Linked DNA regions of Homo sapiens: region 1 is linked to region 2. Evidence: chromatin loops called from intact Hi-C (ENCODE). Cell type or tissue: PC-3. All regions are shown on one strand. Links, peaks and the distances in the headings refer to the core of each region. The heading gives the core; the rest is flanking DNA. Region 1 overlaps LRMDA (leucine rich melanocyte differentiation associated). Region 2 overlaps LRMDA (leucine rich melanocyte differentiation associated).

The links. Hi-C counts contacts between places; a loop is a spot of excess contacts. Peaks named below come from ENCODE experiments on the same cell type or tissue, not always from the same donor. Only the 100,000 strongest peaks of a DNase experiment are listed, where the experiment ranks them.
Region 1: a loop joins it to region 2, with 4 times the contacts of the local background. A loop is called at or near these places in 2 of 110 quality-filtered maps.

Annotation. Positions count from the first base shown.
Region 1 is chr10:76,205,478-76,214,718 of GRCh38, forward strand. The region is part of intron 5 of LRMDA (leucine rich melanocyte differentiation associated); the gene reads left to right. Among named protein-coding and RNA genes, the nearest start is that of MIR606, 660 kb to the left of the region's middle. In PC-3, for the core only: no CTCF peak of the experiment used is centred there; DNase peaks (open chromatin) are centred at 2,074 and 3,864; H3K27me3 peaks cover 3,245 bases.
Region 2 is chr10:76,157,039-76,166,279 of GRCh38, forward strand. All of the region lies in intron 5 of LRMDA (leucine rich melanocyte differentiation associated), which reads left to right. Among named protein-coding and RNA genes, the nearest start is that of MIR606, 610 kb to the left of the region's middle. In PC-3, for the core only: no CTCF peak of the experiment used is centred there; no DNase peak of the experiment used is centred there; H3K27me3 peaks cover 5,814 bases.

The sequences.
Region 1 (9,241 bases), core at 554-8,553, 48 kb after region 2:
GTTGCTCAGTGAGAATGTTCAGACTTCTACCTTGAGGCTCAGCTACAGGAAATTGGGAAATTTGGGTCAGATGTCTCATTCACATTCCAAATTGATAAAGGGTGGGAACGTTTGGAGAATTGTCTGAATCATAATGCTACTGAGAAAGTTAGAAAATATAGGATTATTATTCCCTAAATTACTTTTCTTTGTGGGGGTGCGGGGTGAAGGGGAGGAGGTTGAGGAGAAATTGTCAGTATGCTCTAGATGGCAGAGAGTGGTGTTTCATTTAGCTATTCCAGTGGGTGGATTGTACCAGTGTAGAGATGCTGGGCCTTCCTGTTGTGAAGTAACTCTTGGGGGAAGTTGGCTGGTGGTAGGATATGCAGATCTTTGCTACTGAAAATGGGGTCTTTGGGCCAGCAACATTGGCATCACCAGGGAGCCTGTCAGAAATGCAGAATCGTTGAGGCCACCATCCCAGACCTACTGAATTAGCATCCACCTTTTAACAAAACCTCCCAGTGACCCATACGCATGGGAAACTCGAGAAGCATTGGCCTAGATAATCATCCACTGGGACGATGAAAGGCACACATCCTCTCCTTCCTCCCGTCGATCAAAAGACGCATCTGGATTGGTTTCTTGATTTTGTCGATGATGACCTAAGAGAAAGGGAGTTTAACCTCCAGGAGCTGAACTCAGCAGTGGGACTGTGCTGCCTCATCTCCAGCTACTAACCGTTCTATCCACCCTGACCCTCTCACTGTTCTCAGAACAGGTTGGAACCTCTTACGACGTTGTGCTTGTCCCACTGCCTGGAATGCTTTTTCTCTCTTTCCTCACACATCAAACTCCTGTCACCTTTCATAAGCTTGCTCACATGGCATCTTTTCTGGGAAACATTCCTCATTTTCCCCAGGTAGGATTAGGTACTGTACCTTCTGTTTACTTATGCCTCTAATAAATTACAGTAGTACAGGAAAGTATGCATGTCTGTTTTCCTTTCTGGACTGGGAACTCCTGGAGGATCTTACACCCCTTGTGATCACCTCTGTGTCCTCAGCCCCTAACACAGAGCAGGCATGTAATCCATATCTGTTGCATGGCTGCATGAAAATACAGGTGAACTGGCTGTGAATGCCTTTTGTGGGACTCTGGGAAGTTCTCGTTCTTCCAGGCAGCTGTGTGGGCTGTGTTAATCATAAATTTCTGGATCCATGAGGCTCCCAAGTTAAAGACTGGGTCAGCACTGAGCAAAATTGTCAAGGGAGATGGGACTATCCAGTAACCACTTTCCCCTCTCATGCCTGGCATACCTCCGATTGCCCCAGACTTTCATGCAGCCCCTGCACTGAGGTTGGTTCCCTGTGGCTAAATTCCACCCCTCCCAAATCAGAGCCTACCTATCTCCTTAAAGAGTCAGTGCCCATTTGTCCGGGGCTTGCTATGCGCCAAACGCTCTACAGAAACTGCTTTGTGCACATCATCGCATTCAGTGGCCACAACAATTCTGTAAACATAGGCGTCATCATTTCCATTTCATATGGAGGAAACTGCAGTTTGTGGTGGTTAAGTAATTTGCTCACAGCAAGGTGGTCAGGCAGAGCTGGGATTCAAACTCAAGCCTGTCTGACTTACTAATTGGCACTTTGAAATGCTACTCTGTGCCACAACAGGGGTAATGAATCAGCCGGGGAAACCCATGAAGGTGCTAACCTACCATTGTACATAATTGATCAAAACACTTGCTCTGAACAGTGAGCTGTTTTAGATACACTTTACCAGGGGGAAGAGAATAATTACAAGTGACCGCAGTAGATGCCTCTATCTGGTCGATTCTGACTTTCTCAAGCTCTGACTAGCCTTTAAGACATTCTGTTTCTAAGACTGAGGACCACTGCCACAAGTCTCAGCTAGTTCAGGGATCCTACGTCTGTGAAGCCCTGGGAAGGGGGCTGGGAGTGTGAGCTGCCATTTTGCCTTTAACTTTGTCCTGTTAGTTGAGAAACATGCCACATTATTACTGACTTAAGTATTTATTTTTGGTTGGGGGATGGGGTGATTTTTTAAAAAACAATGCCCAGTGTGTGTGACTTCTGCACATAGTCATGTGAGTCACTTCCTGTTTAGTGGAAGCCCTCTTTATCCACCCCTACCTATCCAATGGGATCATCTCGCCTTTTCCACCTCCTCTGTCCCCTCCATAAAATATGCTCACTGGTGGTCGGGTGTGGTGGCTCATGCCTGTAATCCCAGCACTTTGGGAGGCCAAGGCAGGCAGCTCACCTGAGGTCAGGAGATCGAGACCAGCCTGGCCATCATGGTGGAACCTCATTTCTACTAAAAACACAAAAGTTAGCTGGGCGTGGTGGCACATACCTGTAATCCCAGCTACTTGGAAGCCTGAGACAGGAGAATCACTTGAACCCGGGAGGCAGAGGTTGCAGTGAGCCGAGATCAGGCCACTGCACTCCAGCATGGGTGACAGAACGAGACTCCATCTCAAAAAAAAAAGTATGTCCACTGGTGTTCCTGTTCCCAGTGAGAAGGCACCTCCCTCTAGACCTTCCATACTCAGCTGCTCTCACCAAGATGCAGTTACGTTTATTCCCAAACTTGTTTATGCCAGTTTTTCTTGTACAAGATTGGTAAACATAGTTCAATTAAATATTATATAAACCAACGAACTATGGGTACAAGACTAAAGAGCTGTCATTTTATGATCACTGAGTTAAATGCTTTGGAAAAATTTCATAAAGCAAATGTTACCGAGTTTTTTTAAAAAAAGGAAGCCAACAAATTATATGAGAGCAGGCCAAGAGAGCTTAAAACAAGAAAGGCAGAACTTTATCATCTAAAGTAGCCTGTGCTCAGTTTGCCTTTCAAGGGTCTTTATACTCTGCTCCATTTTAAAGAAACCCTAAACTGGAAATTGGCGGGGGGCAACAGTTTATGAGTATTTTGGGATAAAAACTATGAAGTGGGACTAATCACAGGGCAGCCAGCAAGGAAACATGGACCTCAATCCCGGAGCCCAGTGGAACTGAATTCTACCAGCAACCTGACTGGGGCTAAGAAGGGACAGATTCTACCCCAGAGCCTGGTCCAGCCAGCAACTTGATTTTGGCCTTGTCAGACTCAATGCGGGGAAACCAGCTGTGCCCACTGGCTTTTGACCTTCAGAAATAGGAGGAAACACATGTGCATTGCATTCAGCAGTGAAGCCCAGGGTAATCTGTTAGAGCAGCCATGGAAAACCAACCCAGCAAGCATGTCCTCCCCTCTGCTTGTGCCTATCCAGACCACCAATCCCATATTTTTCCCAGGCCCTTTCACCACACTCTGCTCAGTATGGCTTTCCAGGCCCTCGGCACTGGTGTTGCCTCAGCTTTGCTTTTAAAACTTGCCTTTCCGCTGGGTGCGGTGGCTCACACTTGTAATCCTAGCACTTTGGGAGGCCGAGGAGGGCGGATCACCTGAGGTCAGGAGTTCAAGACCAGCCTGGCCAATGTGGTGAAACCTTGTCTCTACTAAAAATACAAAAATCAGCCAGGTGTGGTGGTGGGCACCTATAATTCCAGCTACGCAGCAGGCTGAAGCAGGAGAATCACTTGAACCCAGGAGGCAGAGGCTACAGTGAGCTGAGATCACACCCACTGCACTCCAGCCTAGGCAACAAGAGTGAAACTCCATCTGAAAAATAAATGAATAAAATAAAAAAAAACTTGCCTTTCACACAAACTGTCTCCCCTAATAAGCTAAGGAGAGTCACTCTCACCTAAAAACAGACTGTGCTTCCGTGCCTCTGAGCATTTGCTCAGTCCTGTTCCCCTCCTCACAGCCTCCTAGATACATCTGACTCATCTTTCCAGGCCCAGCTGAGACCCAGGCTTCCCTATGCAGGTCGCCTCCTTGTGTGACTGCTGTGGCCTGCTGAGAACTTGCTGCTCATGTTTCCCTCTGGGCCTTCGTCTTCTGTTGGGGGTGTTTTCTTCTCTCTCTGGATTGACGGCATAAGAATTAGTATATTGTACGTGATCCATGGCTCCTGTGAGGGACTGGATGTTACCATGATCCATACAAACACCTGCAGAGCTCTTTTGTATGTAGTGGTTGATTTCTGGGGTCCTTGCTTTGAGTTATCTCTCCTTCAATATCAAGATAAGGATTTGATCTCTTCTAAAGTGTCTTGTAAATGACTTCTTTAAATGATTTTTGTTCCAAAGAAGGGTGTCTCTCTGAACATGGAGCCAGCCCCTCGGATTTGTGGCTGCTTCCATTGCTGATGTATCACGTACAATCCTGTATGAACATCCATTGTGTGTACTCTGAGAGAGTGTCCTATAGCACCAGCACATGGGGACACTATCCAGGGAGAGATGGCAGGATGCTGGGGTGGGGAGTAGGAGCCAGGGAATATTTTGAAAGCATTTGACTTATTTTCCACTGTAGCTATCTATTCTTCATTCCATGCTAATGGGATAATTTGATCAATGAATGAACTGGGAAAAGGCAGGAGATGCATAAAAAGTGTAAAAGCGCATAGCTACAAATGAGTGGGCAGATTTACCACCTTCTCCCCAGAATCAGATCTGTCTGCCATCCGCACCGGGAATGAGACAGGCAGATCCGAGCTTTGGCTTAATTACACATAATTTGGGTGACAGCTGAAATGCAAACCTAAACATTCAATCAGTTAAAAATACACAAAATTAAGCATTTCACACAGTGTCCAACCCCTTCAATCTTTATTAATACTTTAATTATGTTAATTATACCATGGTTTCAAGCCCTGCTACTACAACAAGCAGGGGGTGGAGGTGGGGAAGAGGCAGTCCTCGAGCTAAATAATGATTGCATTCGAATTAAAAGTAGGAATGGAATGCAAAGTAGCAAAGAATCACAAATACATAATTCAGCAGTTTACCCACCCTGTTCACACTTCTTTTTTTCCTGCCTGGCAGTGTTTCTGAAGGGTGGGTCCAAGTCTGACTCATCCTCTGAGTGTACTGTACATAGTAAGTGCTCAGTAAACATCTGTTGAATTAATTTTTCATCAAGGATGCTGAAATTGTATCCATAGATATAAAAAGATGTGAGCAGATGTTTGGGATATATATATTGAAATGGCGGTGGCCAATATTATGGCTGACAGTTATTTGTGGGTTAGTGGGAACAGTGGTGGTGCAGGGGGTAGGGGCGAGAGGAAGAAAGAGAGGAACAGAAAATGACCAGGATTGCAGAGATTCATCACCCTTCTATGAAGTCACTTGATTTCTTTGGACTCAGTTTCTCCGCATCTCTAACAAATGAGGAGGAGGAGATTAGACCTTAATGGTTATCAAACTTTGTTCTCCTGGATTCCTCAAAGGAACATCAGGGACTCCACTGCGTATGTGTGTTGGAGGGACATCTGGAGGATAAGGTTCTGCTTTAATTTATTTATTGGATGTCTAAGAGTTTTATTCTAAAAGTTGCTTAAAAATGGTTTGGAAACTTCTGCATGTGATAGCCTTTTTAACCTCTAACTCACCCACTCACAGACAGTCTCCTGTGCTCTGGTTGGAGGGTTTCCATTGGTCCAACACTTCACCTGTCTTGTCCTTTGTCCTGGGTATGTGGGTCCCCCTTACTCATCTGCTTTTCTAGCCCCCATGTGATTTTACTTTTCACCTTCCATGTCTTTGCTCATCTTGGGCTGAAATGTCCTTCCTCTCTGTCTGCACCTATCAACATCCTACAGTTCACTAAGCCTGGTACCCAGTTGCCTCCTCTGGAAAGACTTCCTGGACTGCACTTGTCATTGGTGCTCTCTCCTCTTTCCAGATTCCTTTGATTCACAGTGCCTGACTCACATTCCTCCTTTTTTTCATATGTGCTAGTCTTGTCTTATTGACTAGATAATCAATTTCTCAAATGAGAAACATTCAGCCTTCTCTTGAGTCTTTCTTCCACTCTGCCTTAGACTGGACACATAGGTGACTACTCAAGAAGTCTTACTACACATCCAATAGCATTTGACAGGGAGTTAGCCACATAAAATCCAATGAGCCTCTAGCCAGAGAGAATTCAGTTGCTGAAACTACAACAATGAATGACTGTACTTTAGATTTTTTACTTTATAGTTTGCTGAGCTGAAACCAAAATGTCACTTGGGTGACTTGCACAAGATAGGTTTTTAGGTTTTGCTAGGCTGACATGTACAGAATCATCAGTTGTTGGGAGTGTCTTTTTAATATCAACAGAGAAAACCTTGAAGATTCATAAATCTGAAATAGAAATGCAGTGTTTGCTTCAAAGAGCAATTCCTTAGTTTGTTGTTGGTGAGAACTGGCTCTGTGACTGTACCTTTTGCCCAAGTATCCTTAGCTAAGCTAAATGTCTTCAGAGTCTCACAAATAGTTCTCATATTCTGTGGTTATCACTACTGAGATTCTCCCTGGTGCACAGAATTGACATTGGAGCTCTCCATGTAGTTTTTGGTGGCCGGCTCAAGTTGCTGTCTCATCACTCCTTAACTCTACATCCTACAAGTCACCAATGTGGGGGCAAAGGTTCAAAAAGGAACCAATTCACTAGCTTCTTGGTTCAGCAACAAGACTCTCAGCATCACAGAATCTTATAGATTATCAAAAGGAAACATAGCCCAAGTCCATTAACCTACAAATGTTGACTATTATTTAAAACCAAACTTTATTACAATGGAGAATACAGAATTAACATAGGATACAGATTTTGCACTACAGATTTTTCTTTTTGTATGGTGTGAAAATTAAAACACACACACACACACACACACACACACACATAAAAAAAAAAAACTATAGAGAAATATAAAAAATGACCAAGTGCTAACTATGGTTCCCAGGTACTATGAGAATTTGGAAAGAAGAAAAATCATTATGGAAAAGTAGAAACAGCTAAGTTGTTGGGTCCATTTTTCACACTCAAAAGATTTTTTTTCTAATTATTGCTTCTACTCCTGGGCCTCCCTTTTTTTTGGAAGGAAGTGTCTGCCAAGGTACATCTGCTGAACAATAATTCATTCACACCCCAATAAAAGTATGAATATTACCAATCAGCCCTCTTGCAAACAAGAAAGAGATAACCGGATGTCCACACTGAACTAATGATAATTTCAGCCAAAAGGCAAAGAAGCTTCATGTTTTTATCAGCCTTTGTATCTTATTGCAAGTGGATGCATTATTTGTTGTCATTTGTTGGTTTCAGATATTGAAATTAGCTTTCAGAAAATCTGTGTACTACATTGTGGGGACCACTAAGAATCTTCCACATGGATTGGGAATCCTGTGCCAAGGAGTTTGCTCATAATCATGGAAGAAGATCAAGATCAGTGTAGGTGGAAGTGACTTGGATCTTGCAATAACTAGGGCTTGGTCAAGCAATGTGGGGGTGGGGGGATGTGCCAAGGAATCAGGCAATGTCCATAAATTCAGTCCCTTTTGTGCACCATTGCTGACTGTTCCAAGGCCACACATCTGACTTCCCATTCCTCCTAATTTTGTGAGCTCGTACTCCATGAGTGGGAGAAGATGGATCACCATTTTGTGAACTGTGCTGTTTTGCATCTCACCCCAAAAACGCATCCCAAATTGAGCATATGTGATCTTCAGTAACATTCAGGAATTTCCCATCACTTGAAGTCTTTAGTTACAGCCACACCTTTTAAAAACAAAATAGATGATTTTGAGGATGTCATTGGCTAATTTGCAGACCTGCTTTGCATTGGCATCTAGACCAGTGTTCGTTACTGGAGGCACATCTCTCTGTCGGGTGATTCAGACTGTATATGAGATTGGGGGGTGTACCTTGACCACATCAAGTTGTGAATGGAAGATGCTGCCTTGGTAATTTTACCCAAGACCCTGGTTGTATCCATTTAATAAAATTAGAACATGTATCATTTGAGAAGGGAAAGTAATTATCTCTGTTAGTTGTAATCTCCTCAAATTCAAATGCATGACATAGAGATTTCTCTTCAATGGCACAGTTATAGACTTGGTGGTTAATTAAACATCTTTTCTAATCAAATTAGCTTTCATTTCCTAAGTGGAGGTTTTTAACCTGGAAGTGGCTTTGAAACATTGTTTCTTTCAGCCATCACCTATGAAAGGAAAGATAATGTCCCTTCAAAGGACTCCTCTAACAGTGAATAATTATTCTTTGTTTGACTGCAAATGCACATTCTTGAAATAATATATTCGTAAAGTTTCATAAATTATTTCAAGACATATTAAAGAGCATTGGAAATAGTTCTACTCCCTCCAGGAGGTTGCCAAGAAAAAGTTTTGTCCTTTAAAATTTGAAACAAATTATTATTCACTGGGGGGACATCATTGGAGCTTCCCCTAGCTCCAGCTGACAGGAACAATTTGAGCTAACCTGTTAATGGTAATGCTTTTAAAATTTAGAGATACTCTTAAGTGGAGCAATTTTTAAAAATTAAAACTATAGCTAGGGGGAATTGCCTTTGGAGGTCATGCAATGTTAGGGACACTGCACATCTACCTGGATCAGGGCCTGGATTCCAGCTGCCTGGGTTGCATGTTACATCATGGCCCATGGAGGTGAGGGAGACAGGAGTGTCTCTGGTTGAATTTCAACTAAATGCTCCCAGGCATAATTCTCCTGAGACTTGCAGCTTGGCTATAAAATACAGCATAATATAGCACAAAAGCTACTGTAATTGGGGTTGGGAAAACGGAGTTCCAGTCCCAGAAGTCACATAACGTTGTAAAAAATCCACTATTTTCTCATCTGCACAATGAAAGAATTGGCTTAAATAATCTCCCATATCCCTTCTAACTCCAACATTTTGTGCTTTTACTGTAAGATGTCACTTGAACCAAATTTTTTTTTTTTTTTTTTTTTTTTTATGAGACGGAGTCTCCTCTGTCGCCCAGGCCGGACTGCGTCCGCAGTGGCGCAATCTCGGCTCACTGTAAGCTCCGCTTCCCAGGTTCACGCCATTCTCCTGCCTCAGCCTCCCGAGTAGCTGGGACTACAGGCGCCCACCACCGCGCCCGGCTAATTTTTTGTATTTTTAGTAGAGACGGGGTTTCACCTTGTTAGCCAGGATGGTCTCGATCTCCTGACCTCATGATCCACCCACCTCGGCCTCCCAAAGTGCTGGGATTACAGGTGTGAGCCACCGCGCCCGGCCGCAACATCATTTCTTAATAGCTCATTTTGTAGCTTACCTGGTAAGTGATAACTACATTTCTGAAGACTTATTGAC
Region 2 (9,241 bases), core at 894-8,893:
GTCTAGAGAGGAGGAGAATGAAGTGTCATGATCAAGATCTGTTAAATCCTACATGGGGAAGACTAGGTTGAAAGGGGAGTTAGTTGCTAAGTCCTAAATACAGAGTTGGGAGACTCCCTTTTGAAAATGGATCAAGGTAAATTTAGGACCAATACAAAGATGATCCAGTTTCCACGTCAGGAAATAAGCTTCTAGATCTCATTTTCCAAAAGATGATAGTGGAAAGAAGCAAATGAATTTTTGCCATAGTATATTTCAAATTGAAGAATGGCACAGCTTTTAATAGCTTAGAACTGGGTGCAGTGGCTCACACCTGCAATCTGAGCTACTTGGGAGTCTGAGTCAGGAAGATCACTTGAGGCTAGGAGTTTCAGACCAGCTGAGCAACATAGCCAGACCCTGTTGCCAAAAAAGTTTTTTAAAAAATTAGCCAGGTGTGATAGCATGCACCTATAGTCTCAGCTACTCAGAGGGCTGAGGCAGGAAGATTGCTTGAGCCCAGGAGTTCAAGGCTGCAATGAGCTATGAGTGTGCCACTGCACTGCAGCCTGGGTGACAGAGTGAAATACTGTCTCTTAAAAACAAAAAAAAAGACCCTAAATGAAGGCTTAATGTAGACCTCCGAGATGGACAGCCTGAGCCTCCAATGACTCATTTTTTAGCATTAGTGACAATAAAAAAAATTATGTGTATGTGTGTATAGGCATGTGTCACTTAGCAATGGGGATACATTCTGAGAAATGATAGATGAAATTAGGTGATTTTGTCATTGTGTGAACATCATAGTATATGCTTAATACAAACCTAGATGGTATAGCATGCAATACACCTAGGCCATATGGTATAGCCTATTGCTCCTGAGCTGCAAACCTGTACAGCATGTTCCTGTACAGAATACTGTAGGCAGTTGTAACACAATGGTAAGTATTTGTGTATCTAAACAAAAAAAAAGTTACAGTAAAATACGATATTATAATCCTATGGGACCACCATCTTATATGTGGTCCATTGTTGACTGAAATATCATTATGTGATATTTGACTGTATATGGGACTGGTCAAATATGTTTTCCTTTTCTATGATGGCCTCAGAGCCATCATAGACTATCTATAACTTCATCTCTAACCATTCTTTCATGTGAATCTTATGTCCTAGGGACTTTGATCTACACATTGTACTTTAGACAGACCATTTAACCTGCATTTATTCTCTTTTCCTTTTCCTACCCCCTTTGCCTCCTTCTTCCTGGTAACCTTCATTTTTGCTTTCCTATATAAAACCTTCTAAACCAGGCCCCTTTGACCTCTCTCTTCTTACGTACTAATGGCAGGTGTAGACTTTACTGATGGTTTGCTGATAGCTGCCTTTAATTATTATTTATGTTTTTAGGCACTTATTCTACTTCTCCAAACTTAAGACTAGTGAATACATGGTCCTTTGTGATTTAGCTAGAGTAGAAAGCTCAGTCTTATGAAATGAAAACTGATATATTTTTTAAAGAGAACGTACTACGAAGAAACAACAAAGAATTAATAAAAATGTTAAAATCAGTAACATATCACTAACAATATTACTAAAGATGCAACCATTAGATTTTAAAAATCTAATTTAATGGATTGACTTGTTGAATATCAGAACTGCAAGAAACCTTAAAGATCATCATGCTGAATTCTTATCTCATACTGGTAGATGTACAACTCCAGGACAATTAATTTAGTGGTAGAGTTAAAAATGTTATTCCTTCTAATAACCTAGAAATTCTCATACATATGTATATGTCCTAAAGAAGCTTGGATATATTCATAAAGTAACATTACAGAGATATCTACTAATAGCATTGTTTTGTGATAATGAAAAATTTGAAGCAAAATAAATGTTCATTAATAGGAAATTAGATAGATAAAATGCATTCTATTCATGAGATAGAATTCTAGACAGAGGTTAAATGGATCAAAAGGAATAAAACTTAAAGAAAATCATATGGTAAGTAGAATATGTACAAGCTCATATCCATTATTATCAAAACAATGTTATTTCTGGATGCACATAGATGTTGAACTTTAAAAACTGATTCGTGTTCTTTATTTTTTAATTTGGAAAAATATACCTTAAAGTGATTATGCTGAATAAAACAACCATCTAACATTCTTATTTTCAAATAAGGAAATGCACATCAAGAGTTGTGCTTGGTGTATGGACCATGTTTGGACCCTATTTTGAACCAAATGAATATTAAAAACTTTATGAGTGCCACATCTTCTGTCATCAGGGAAATGCAAATTAAAATAATGAGATACCACTGTGCACCTATTAGAATAGCCAAAATCTAGAACACTGACAACACCAAATGCGGATGAGGATGTAGAGCCTTAGGGACTCTCATTCATCTCTGGAGGGGAAACAAAATGAGACAGCCACTTTGGAAGATAGTTTGGTGGTTTCTTAGAAAACTGAACATAACTTAGCTTATGATCCAGCCATCACACTCCTTGGTATTTACTCAAATGAGTTGAAGACTTATGTCCACATAGAAACTTGCGTTCAGGTGCTTATGGCAACTTTATTCATAACTGCCAAAACTTGGAGGCAACCAAGAGGTCCTTCAGTAGGTGGATGGGAAATAAACTGGGGTACATGCAGACAATGGAATGCTATTCAACACTAAAAAGACATGAGCTATCAAACCATGCAAAGACATGGAAGAAACTTAAATGCATATTCATAAGTGAAAGAAGCCAACCTGAGTTATATGCTGTATGATTCTAGCTATATGTCATTCTAGAAAAGGCAAAACTATAGAGAGAGCACAAAGAGCAGTGGTTGTCAGGTGTTATGGGGGAGGAAAGGATGAATAGGCAGAGAACAGAGGATTTGGGGGGCAGTAAAAATACTCTGTATGATAGTGTGATGACTGATACATGTCATGTATCTGTCTAAACCCATGGAATGTACAACACCAAGCGAACTCTAATGTAAACTATGAGCTTTGAGTAATAACGATGGGTTGATGTAGGTTCATCAGTGTAACAATTGTGCCACTCTGGTGGGGGATGTTGATAAGGGGGGAGGCTATGTATGTATCCCCCCATTTCCCAGGGGTATATGGGAAATCTCTGTACCTTCTTCTCAATTTTGCTTTCGAATTTAAAACTGCTCTAAGAGAAGTCTTTTTTTTTTTTTTTAAAGGGAAATCTGAAGCAAATATTAGAAACATATTAGGGTGGTAGATTCACATGTGTCATTTTATCTTGTCTCTGGACCTTAAATATTTTATAATTGAAAGTAAAAAGTTCTTAATGTAAAAAAAAAGACTGAAATGATCAGGGAAATCTGACACTGACTGGATATTTGATAACAGTAATTATAAGCTTTTTTAGGTATGACAATTGTGGTTATATTTAAAATTTTTTTTCTTAGAGGTACCTAAGAGTATGTATGGAAGAAATTATTTGATGTCTGGGATTCATTCAAAAAAAATTTGCTTGGGAGAAGAGGGAATAGATGTGAGTAGATATAGTTGAAACTAGATTAGCTGTGTGTTGATTTATAGATACAAGAGGGCTCATTATACTGTAGTCTCTATACTTACAATTTTTTTGAAATACTCCCGCCAAATTTAAAAAATTGGCCTTAAAATATAGTTTTAGAACCAATGCTCCTTATCCAGTGCTGTTTACAATCTATCTCATTGAGACCATGATAGGTTGGACTCTCTACACTGGCCAGAGCAAGAAAGGGTACATAAGCAGGTTTTGCTTACAATTATTTTCTTACTGGAGGAAGTTTCGTACAAAGAGTAATTTTTATTTATGAAAAGCAGTCCCCCGTTGAGCCATCAGTTCTAGTTGAGGTGTATCTAAGATTTCTTTTTCTTTCCAAACATGTCAAAGCAACCAAGCCACGTGATTGAGAGTGTGGGGGCCTGAAACACCCGCAAGCAACCGCAAGGGGTGGGAGGTTACTCATTCCAACTTTTATGATGTCCCGAGAAACGGTTGCGATAAGAGAAAAGACTAAAAAATAAACGAGAGATAACTGAGATAATGGGAAAAACAGAGGGAAACAAGACAACACTCTCCAGTCTTTGGCTTGAGATATTTATTATGCCAAGGGAGATAAATTGGAGAAACATGAAAAGGGAAAGAGATCTTGTCTCTGACTCACGTATTTCTCTTTAAGTGAATGAGCAATAACACCGGAATAAAAGAGCTCAAAACAGAGCCATGTGCTCAGCCAAAATCATGGTTCCTAATGAATTTCAACGTTGGCAGAAGCCTCACACGTTGTACTTGAACAGCTTTCTTGATTTTGAATTATACATGTAATTCATCCTGACCAGAATGTAGCCTGAGAGCCGAGATCCGAATGTGAGTGGGAAATGAGAATGCTGGTCACGTGCTAGAGCCGGTCTTTCTTCTTCACGTCAGAAATGTCTGTGCTGTCATCAGTTTGGACAGTTCTGGGAAACAAACAAACAAACAAAACTTAGGAAATCAATTGTTTGGAGTCATCTTGGCAAATACATTGTCATATGACATATTTTCTTTTCCTACCAGGCTGTTCTGTATTAGAAAGACACAGCCCAAGATAGTCAGACTACAACGCATGAAACAAATGTTGATGAACAGAAAGGGTCACCGATGAGGCCAACAGTCCAAAACTGTCCACCTGGCCTTCCTGCCCTGTCTTTTAACAGGACAGAGGAGGATGAAGGGGAACAAGATAGACCTAGATGTGGTGGCACCTTAGAAAATTTAACCAAAAGAAGGGCTGTTGTTTTGCTGATTCTACTCAGTGAATGCAGTGGAAAGAAAATCAGATTCAGTGGGAAGAAAATCAGATTCTGCTCGCTCTGTTTTTAAATAGTGGGTGAGCTTTAGCTCACATTTCATAGAGCAAACTTTTTTAGGGTATAAAATAATATTCTTTAGTAACTAAATTTACAGTCTTTGTTCACTGTAACTTTGACTTTACTTCTGAATAACTGCAGCTGACAGGTCATTTCTGACTATTACATGTGTTTTTTCTTGAGTTCAAGCTAATAACCCAAAATGTTAGTCAATCCTGCAAGTGTTATTTGCATGTCCTTAGGTTTTGTTAAGGTACTTCGTGCTGTGGTGTTTACTTTGGGATAGAATTAAACTGTTGTGGGAAGGTGCTTTCAAGAAAGTGCTTACGAGAACAAAAGTTGTTTTGAAGGTAGGTAGGTAGGTGGAGGGAAGAAGAAAGGAGAGAGAGAAGGGAAAAGATCGCTGGCAGAGTTGGAAAAACCAGTAGGTTCCAATCCCAAATCTACCATTTACTAGCCCTATGAATTTGGGCAATTTATTTAACAAGCCTCTTTGATCCTGTATTAGTCAATTCTCGCATTGCTACAGAGAAATACTGGAGACTGTCTAATTTACGAAGAAAAGACATTTAATTGGCTCACAGTCCTGCAGCCTGTACCAGAAGCATAACACAGCCATCGGCTTCTGGGGAGGCCTCAGGAAGCTTTCAATCATGACAGAAAGTGAAAGGGGAGCAGGTGGATAGTGGGAGCAGGAGCAAGAGAGAGGGAGATGCTACACACTTTTAAACAGCCAGATCTCATGAGAAGTCACTTGTTATTGCAAAAACAGTACCAAGAAGATGGTGCTGAGGCATTTGTGAGAAATCCATCACCGTGATCCAATAACCTCCCACCAGGCCCCACCTCTAATCCTGGGATTACAATTCAACATGAGATTTGGGGAGGACACGCATCCAAACTATATCAGCCCCTCAGATTATTTATGTAGAAAATGCAGGTGATCACTACCTACCTTGTTGTGTTGTTATGATGATTATAGATAATGGCATTATTTTTAAAAGAAAGGAATGAAAGGGAAAGATACATATTCTAAAAATGAAAAATCTCCCAAAGCAAATCATATTTATAGGTCTGTTGCTATAATTCCAGATTTTAATTTTATTAAATGTTCAGAAAAGAACAAATCACAGATCCTTGGTTCCAAATAAGCACATGGGAAATTATGTGAATATTATTAAAACGTGAGCTTCTTGTGACAATAGTGACATTATTGGAACATAAATGGCAGCTCAGTCAGCGTCTCCTTGTAACTATATCAAAGAAAAGACAGTTGCAGCTTTGTTCTCTGTGTGACCCACTTGGGGTTTGGCTGCTTGTTGATGGATATTATCATTTTTAATGTCAGTAAATAATGTGATGTCAGATAAATGACCTGTTTCCTTTCTGTGGTATAAAGCTCATTTATCTTTAGGGAGCTTGAGTGTGTAGAGAAATCTGAGTGGGACCAAGGGTTTCTGACTATGCAGGATGGGACTTTTTTTATTAATCCTGCTTAACATGAGTCCCAGGCAGTCACATTCAATTCTAAATGTATGTGTGGTAAATCAATGGAAGTGATATGCATTTACCATAGACTGTTTTACTGATTGGAGAAAAACAGAAAGTAAACTTTTTTTTTCAACTTGAAGAAAATGATGCTATACATAAAGCATTACTGTGCACGTGCATGTAGTAGACAGAAGACATCTTTCTATGTAATTCATACTTGGCTTAGCTAGACCCTTGTTGCTTTAAGGAATTACGGTGGTATAAAATTAAGGATCAGGAAGATGCATTTTAATTAACTTTACTGCTAATAGCTTTGGAGATCACAAAAATGTGAACTATGGTAGAGTCAAAAAGATTCTGAGATCACAGGAAATTATGATTTTGATTTCTGGGCTGTAGTATCTGCTTCCTTCCTAAGATGACCACTGAAAAGTCCACATCTTTTATTTCTGAAGATGAGTCTCATGAATCCATTGTCTCTGTTTTTCATGACTGCACATTTAGCCAAAGTCACTGGAATGCCATATTCTCTGATGGGAGATTTAGTCAGGGCAAAAAAGGGCCATTTGCTTTTCTGGAAACCTTTAGACAGGGTGACAATTATTCCAATGAGTTTTTCTTAATATTGTGAGCTCATTTTGAAACACTTCCTTAAACAACCCTCTGAAGTTTCCTAGGAAAATTCATGGACTCTCAGAGAACCAAGTCTGGAAGCCTCTTTAGAAATCATTTAATTAAAATGTTTGATTTTTTTTTCCGATGAGAAATCAGAGGTAAGGAATTTGCTCTAGGTCCCAAGGTGAGTTTCCTGCATAGGAGACTGAACACAAAGGCTTTGTGTTTTTACTAAAACATTATTGTTTTGTCAGATATTGAAATGTCCACTGATGATTTAATGATTAAAACTGAGAATTTTTTAGATTTACTTTTCTCAGTTCCATCATATTATAGAGCTGGCAGAGAGGGTAGAGTAGGTATTTATTTTACTACCCAATGAGTAGTCTCGAGAAAGACAGTGTCCACCTGTTTTTTCTAGAATAGGGGTTGGCAAATTACAGCCCATAAACCAAATATGGCCAGTGGCTTGTTTTTTGTTTGTTTGTTTTTACATATGAGCTACGAATGCTTTTTACATTTGTAAAAGGTGGCAAAAAACCACCCAAAAAACAAAGAATATTTGAGATATGTGGTGAAGGCCATGTGTGGTCTGCAAAGAATGAAATATTTCCTATCTGGCCCTTTACAGGAAAAGTTTGCCAATCTGTGATCTAAAATATTCAGAGAAAGGTTCTGTGACCTTCCTTGTAGATCCCACAATACTTTTGTGTTTATATTTTTTAAATGAGCATCACAGATTGCAGGAAAATAGGAAACAATTTAATTTAATTTAATTTTTAGCCTTGAAAAAAATTCCTTTTATTGAATTTATTTATTTTTCCAGCTGTAAAATTGGAGGCACCACTCAGACCTTGTTTGGCTCTATCATTTTATGAGTTTATGGATTACAACAGTGAACAAAGGGCACGTGTATCAGTCCTTTCTCATGTGAGACTACGTAATTTATAAAGAAAAGAGGGTTTGTTTGTTTATTTGTTTTTGTTTTTGTTTATTGAGACGAAGTCTTGCTCTTGTCCCCCAGGCTAGAGTGCAATGGCACAATCTTGTTTCACTGCAAACTCTGCCTCCCAGGTTCAAGCAATTCTCCTGCCTCAGTTTCCCAAGTAGCTGGGATTACAGGCACCTGCCACCATGCCCACCTAATTTCTGTATTTTAAGTAGAGATGGGGTTTCACTATGTTGGCCAGGCTGGTCTCGAACTCTTGACCTCAGATGATCCATCCGCCTCGGCCTCCCAAAGTACTGGGATTACAGGCGTGAGACGCCATGCCCAGCCAAAAAGAGAGTTTTTTTTGAGACAGAGTCTTGCTCTGTCACCCAGGCTGGAGTACAGTGGTGTGATCTTGGCTTACTGTAACCTCTGCCTTTGGGTTCAAGCAATTCTCCTGCTTCAGTCTCCCAAGTAGCTGGGACTACAGGCATGCACGTCCATACCTGACTAGCTTTTGTATTTTTAGTAGAGACGGGGTTTCACCATTTTGGCCAGGCTGGCCTCAAATGCCTGACTTCAAGTGATCTGCCAGCCCCAGCCTCTCAAAGTGCTGGGATTACAGGCGTGAGCCATTGCACCCAGCCAAGAAAAGAGGTTTAATTGACTCACAGTTCCTCATTGGCTGAGGAAGACTCAGGAAACCTACCATCATGGCAGAAGAGGATGCAAACATATCCTTCTTCACATGGCAGCAGGAGAGAGAAGAATGAGTGAAGGAGGGGAATAGCCCCTTATAAAACCACCAGATATCGTGAGAACTCATGATCATGAGAACAATATGAGGGTAGCCGCCCCCATTATTTAATTATCTCTTACCAAGTCCCCCCCACAACACGTGTGGATAGTGGGAGCTACAATTCAAGATGAGATTTGGGTGGGAACACAAACAAACCATATCAGCACACTCATTCAGCACATATTCAGTGGGTATCGAGAGGCTATGCTGGATGCTTTGGGTAGGTTGGTGAACAAACAGTATGGTTCTTGCCCTTCTAGACCAATATTCAGTGGGAATACAGAGGGAAAGAAGAAATAATGAAGTAAACAATGATGGGCATTTGTAGCGGTTAGGCAGGATTCAGTGTCAGATAACTGTCAAGGGGAAATTCCTGAGAGACTCCACCCACTGATCATTTGTCCGATGTGAAGGGCAATTTATCCTAACTTCCACACATATTTATGGGTCATTTTCTATGTACCAGGCATGAGGCTGTCTGTTAGGTTGAGTTCTCAGTCAAAACCATGGACAAAGGCCTCCTTTTGGACATTTTCCCAAACCTGCTTGGTTCTTT